Linked DNA regions of Mus musculus: region 1 is linked to region 2. The links are chromatin loops, found by intact Hi-C in ENCODE. Cell type or tissue: left cerebral cortex. All regions are shown on one strand. Links, peaks and the distances in the headings refer to the core of each region. The heading gives the core; the rest is flanking DNA.

Region 1 (2,913 bases), core at 326-2,825, 120 kb before region 2:
ATTTAGCCTCCCCTTTAAGACTTCTTCAGAATCCTCTGAGGCAGTTCCATATAGAAGGAATAGATTAATAAGCACACAGAGAAAGTAGGGCAAACTCAAAACAGTGTGAGGGCTGAGAAAATGGCTCGGCTGGTCAAGGACTTACTTCGCAAGCATGAAGATATGCTTTTAATTCCCTGCATTGTGTGAAAAGCTAGGTGTGGTGGCACCCAGCCAGAATCCCAGTGCCAGAGAGCACAAAGCAAAGTAAAGGGCATTGGCTCGTTTCTGGGTTCGAATCCTGGCTCTACCACTTCCTGCCCATATTCTTTAACTCCTAACAACCCCCTACTCAGTGAATCCCTACAAGTGAGCTAGATTGGCTCTCTCCATCAAAACTGCAGCCTGTAATCTGGGCAGTTATGCCTGGCTCTTCTCCCTCACAACTGCCCTGTAACTTGACTGGCAGCCCATTACAACAGGCAGGTGAGATTGCCATCTTCTAAACAGGAAGAACGAAAATGATTTTGTAAGATCGGTATGAAAAATAAGATAATGTATGTTAGGTGTCTAGTACAGTCCCTAGGATACAGCAAGCTCACAATAAAAAGGAAATGTGTGAGAGACATTGACTGAACTGTGCTTTATTGTATTTATGAATGGCTGTGCAAGCAAAAAAAAAAATTGCAAAACCGCCAATTTTCTTGTCTTTACTGACTTATCCTGAACACTTTCCTATCCATTGCCTTCCATGATATCTCTTGGGGTGAGCCCTGTTTCACAAGTGCTTTGTACAATAAGAGCTTCTAGTCCACTTTTTGTCATTGCCTCCAAAGAGTAGGTTTGCATTCCCCTCTGAGGTCTGAAGTTACCTGGCATGCAGGGGCACAGGGTACCGTGCCTCTGCCCTGCTAGTAGGGAGGCCATGATATCTCTTGGTGGCTAACAGTCTTTCTTTGTCCTTCTTTCTCTTTCCCTCTGCAGGATGCCTTTGTGGAACTATATGGCCCCAGCATGCGACCTCTGTTTGATTTCTCCTGGCTGTCTCTGAAGACCCTGCTCAGCCTGGCCCTGGTCGGGGCCTGCATCACTCTGGGTGCATACCTGGGCCACAAGTGAGGTCGACAAACCTGCCCCAAACAAATATGCAAAAGGTTCACTAAAGCAGTAGAAATTATATGCATTATCAATGATGTACCATGAAACAAAGTTGTGATCTTTTTTTAAAGCAGAACACACACACACACACACACACACACACACACACACACACACACACACACACACATTCAGGCAAATGGTCGAATCAGCTATTTACTGCCAAAGGGAAATATCATTTATTTTTTACATTATTTAGGAAAAAAAAGATTTATTTATTTAAGACAGTTCCACCGAAACTCCAGGCTTTGAAAACCGAACCAGGAATTGCCAAGAAACGTGTGGCTCCACCTGCTGGCCTGTGCCTGTGGTCATGGATCTGTTTTCAATATTGGCCAAACTGGCCCACCATCTAAAGAGCAAGTGGCACAGGACCCTGACGGCTGGGGAAGCCTGCAGTCTGGCTGCTAGAAGCTTTGAAGAAGGCTTCAATGTGATCTCTATATACTGGCCCTGGGGGCCAGGATGCTAGAAGGAGCAGGTGCCTACAAGAAAGCCTGGTCTTCCATGGACTGGAGAAGGGACTTTTGTATATGACTCACATGGTACATACCCAGTCAGAGGACAAAGGCTGGAAACTTCAGATGAACTTGGTACCCACTGAGACTTCCCTGCTGAAAGACAGTGGTGGGAAAATGCCCTTAATCATAGGAAATTATTTTTTTAAGCTACCAATTGTGCCGAGAAGCATTTTAGCAGTTTATACAATATCATCCAGTACCTTAAGCCCTGACTGTAGATAATCATATATTTTGGATACGCACACCCCCTCCTCCAATACTCACTCTGTCTGAGGAGGAAACAAAGGCTTCTGGATTCCAGGAAGTGGATGTGTGACGACTTCTTCAGCATCAGGAAGAATGGGGTCACCTAGCGCTTCAGGCAGCCACAAGTGCCTGCTTTATGGAGACCAACATCTGCAGAACCTCCCTGTGGCTCAGCAACTTGGCCTGGGCAGCCTGCCCTGAGTGTGGCCCTCACCAGCCTCCTCACCGGGTTTGGAACAGAGCAGCTGGTCTCTGAGCTCAGACTTACCCAGTAAGAAAGAGCAATATAATAGAGACTCACCAGGGTCTGCTACCCTCAGGCCCTCCAGGCTGGGCCTGTCTGGAGCAGGAGAACTGCTCTTTCTAAGACACTTGCCACTGTAGAGAGGAGAACGCAGGTAGTGCCCATCCTGCCTGAGGGCATAGTGAAGGCAGGAAGACCACCACACAGAAGAAGAAGCCCGGCGGAGCTTTAGGTGGCCACAGGTACCTGCTGGCAGTGCTGTCACATTTAAGGCAAGGCTTTAAGTTACTTTGGCCAAAAATCCTAAGGAGGCAGTGAAGCGAGGCTCACGGAGTCGATGACCCGTGTCTATGGATTTACATGTAAAACATTATCTTGTAGTTTGGTTCTATTTGAAAATCTGACAGAGAGAGAGAATAAAAAGTTTCAGGAATGTATGGAATGTGGAGATTATCTATACATCCTGGGGCCAAAAAAAAAAAAAAAAAAAAAAAAAGATGGTATATTATGGAGGAATAACAAAAGAAGTGATGAAATTTCCAGCTAATGAAAGGGGAACCACTTTTTCCCCAAGTTCAGAATTAGCATGGGGGTATTTGTGGAATTACCTTTGGGGCATTATCACACCCTGTACCATTCATCTGTATTAACGTTGGAATGTACTTCACTCAATGTTTATTGCTGTGGTTGATATTTCAAAAGCTGCTTTCAAAAAGAATCCATGCATCTCAGCATTGTTTAAATTGTATTTAGTTATGACCTCTA
Region 2 (2,913 bases), core at 148-2,647:
CTTCAAACTCAGCTGTATCTATCTAAACAGTGGCTTAGCCAACCCCCAGCCCTGAAGCAGTTCAAATAGCCCCGTTTTTTGTTTTTGTTTTTTTGTTTTGTTTTGTTTTTGTTGTTTCCAGACATTCTATTTTGGTTTTCTTCAAATACAAGTCACATTTACCCTCACTGGTTCCATCTTTTATTGGTTTTAACAGCTATGGCCTCTTGCCTGAGTGTTTTTCTCTCCGAAGATGACTCGTGGGTGTGAATATGGACTTACCCTCAGCATGGGACACACCCTTTTATGTTTGCTAGTGTTGTTCTAAGCTGGGTTCAACAGGAATGCTCCTGTTTTGTTCTGTCTTGTTTTCTGTAGGAACACAGGACACAGTGGATCACAGAAGTGCATAATCATTGTAGTTGTGTTATTGCCGGATGCCCGGACATAGTCAAGGTAACTGAAGCCTCCGTGTCAGCTCCTCTAGTCCTTCTGTGGTGGAGACTCCTCTCCCTCTGCCTGGCCTCCTCTGCCTGGCCTCCCCTCACAACTGTCACAGATCCCACTGTCCTGAAGCTTCAGAGTCTTATTTCTTTGACAGATCTTTGAAGCCCGTAGGATGCCACAGGTGGAGCTCAGCGTTCATAAATATTTTTTGGAAAAATGAACCAGGAGAAACCTGTTCTGTAACATTTTTTGTTGTTGTTGTTGACTGTCATCTTTCATCTTTATCCCATAGGGCTTGGGAAGTGTGGACTCTGTTAGCCAAAAGTTACTTCAATCCAATGCACAGGATGAACACATCAAATACTTCTCTGATAAGATGCTAAAAGGCCGCACCAGCTGGGACCTGCCGGCTGCTTTTTCCACTGTACCTGGCAGCTAGGTGGTTATGACATTATCATCTCTCTCCACTGTGTGAGCCAGGAATGATCCAATGGAAAAGATCATATAGCAACAATTTCAAATGTTTCTGAAGCCACAACAAGGCTGAGCTGGAAGCCAGTTTTCTTGGGTACACGAAGGTTTAGAATCTTCTAAAGTCATATGACAGCAAACAAGGGCAGAGCACTGTCAAGTTCGAATGCCTCCTGTCTGCTTGCTCTCCTGTCTCAGCCACACATTTTCTGAGGGCCGTGACCATCACATACCTGCATTTACACACTCTAGTGGCCAAGCTGGAAATGCACAATAATAGGTTTGAATTGCATTTTGATTCACTGACTTTCAAGTTAAAAACAAAGTCACATCCAGATGTGAGGGTGCACATCTGAAATCCCAGTACATGGGGAGTGGGGGCAAGAGCATCAGGAGTTGGTCATTTCCAGTCACATAGCCAGCCTGAGCTGCATGGGACCTCGTCTCACAAAACACAGCAAAAGTAGAGCCACACCTGATAATCAATGAGCTTTATTGGTGTAAATATAGGATAGCTTAAAATATTATATTTTTGCTTTTATTTTGGCAAAGCCACTTTGGGTTTTTCTTTTCTCTTTACGGAATAAACTGCTTTGCTGTGTGTTTTCACGGTTTGAAACAGCTATCGTACTCTGACCCCTAGTGGCTTTGTGATGAATTGTAAGCGCCTGTTCCAGGACTCAAAGACAACTTTCCTCATTTCTTGCTTTTATTGTTGCTCACAACCAAACACTTTCTTAAATCTGTACAACCTGTGAGGAAATGGAATGAATTCTGAGCATTATTATCCGTGCCCTCTGCTTCAATTTCTGTGTCCAGGTTCCTGCCCAGAGTTCCTACCCTGATTTCCCTCTGTGATGGAGTGGGATCTGAGGGTTGTAAGCTGAAATAAACCCTTTTCTCCCCAGGTTGCCTTTGGTCTTGCTATTTTACCACAGCTACAGAAACCATAACACAGCTGGGGACCTAGCTCATTTGGCAGAGTCCAGGCCTTGCTCATAGGAAGCCCTGTGTTCTGTCCCCAGCATGCAGAAACCTGGTGTGGGTGCGCCCAGCCCTCAGGAAGTGAGAGCAGAAAGACCTGGAGTTAGAGGTCACTCTGGGCTTCATGAAACCTTGCATCAAAAAGAGAACAACGTATAGACAGACAGACAGACAGACACACACACACACACATACACAAAGCGGGGACAGAAGAAAACAAAAGCCTAAACTTAGGTCCACAAAAGCATAAACTTAGGCAGAGAGAATGGCAAATGAGACCTAATTGAAATTAAGATATTTTGCACATCAAAAGATCATATTAGTAAGGTGAAAGAGCAAGGCAGCTGAGTGTGAGAAAATATATATGATATATTCAGCCACCTGTGCAAGAACTATCCTAAGGACAGCAACTCACTAGAAAAATGGTAAAAGAATAGCAACTTCACATAAGCATGCACCCAAACTACGAGTAAACACCACGAAAGGTGTTCAATTCCAAAAGAAAACTACAATAAGAAATGATAATAAGAACCGAGCATGGTGGTTCATGCCTTTAATCCCAGCACCTGGGAGGCAGAGGCAGGCAGATTTCTGAGTTCAGGGCCAGCCTGGTCTACAAAGTGAGTTCCAGGACAGCCAGGGCTACACAGAGAAACCCTGTCTCGAAAAAACAACAACAACAACAACAACAGCAAGATAATAAAGGAAATTCCTTTAATTCTATACAGTATTTATAAAATAGCTGTAACTAAACTCCTGCTTACCAGTGCTAAGATTTCCCTGTAGGGTCAGCAACAGAAAGGCTCACCACTTCTCCGCAACACCACACTGGAAGTTGTGGCAGGTGAACAACACAAGAAAAGAGCATAAAACCACACAGATCAGAAAGAAATCACACGCCACCTTTGCAGATGGAAGACAGCGGAGCATTAACAGTGAGGCCCCAGGAACTCACCAGTAACCAAGCTGCAGGACACAGGCTAGTGTAAAGCCAGTTGCTTTCTTTGTAGCACCTACCGGAATTTGACATTA

The links. Hi-C counts contacts between places; a loop is a spot of excess contacts. Peaks named below come from ENCODE experiments on the same cell type or tissue, not always from the same donor. Only the 100,000 strongest peaks of a DNase experiment are listed, where the experiment ranks them.
Region 1: it touches region 2 in a loop (3-fold over the local background); 7 of 42 quality-filtered maps call a loop at or near these places.

The regions. Positions count from the first base shown.
Region 1 is chr1:106,541,449-106,544,361 of GRCm38, reverse strand. It overlaps Bcl2 (B cell leukemia/lymphoma 2), which reads left to right. Exons shown (of 2, transcript NM_009741.5): 2 at 964-2,913. The coding sequence ends at 1,098. Among named protein-coding and RNA genes, the nearest start is that of Mir3473f, 3.7 kb to the left of the region's middle. In left cerebral cortex, for the core only: a CTCF peak has its summit at 1,442 (motif pointing left); a DNase peak (open chromatin) is centred at 1,441.
Region 2 is chr1:106,423,962-106,426,874 of GRCm38, reverse strand. No RefSeq gene overlaps it. Among named protein-coding and RNA genes, the nearest start is that of Gm41928, 98 kb to the left of the region's middle. In left cerebral cortex, for the core only: CTCF peaks have their summits at 1,338 and 1,541 (motif pointing left); DNase peaks (open chromatin) are centred at 1,199 and 1,537.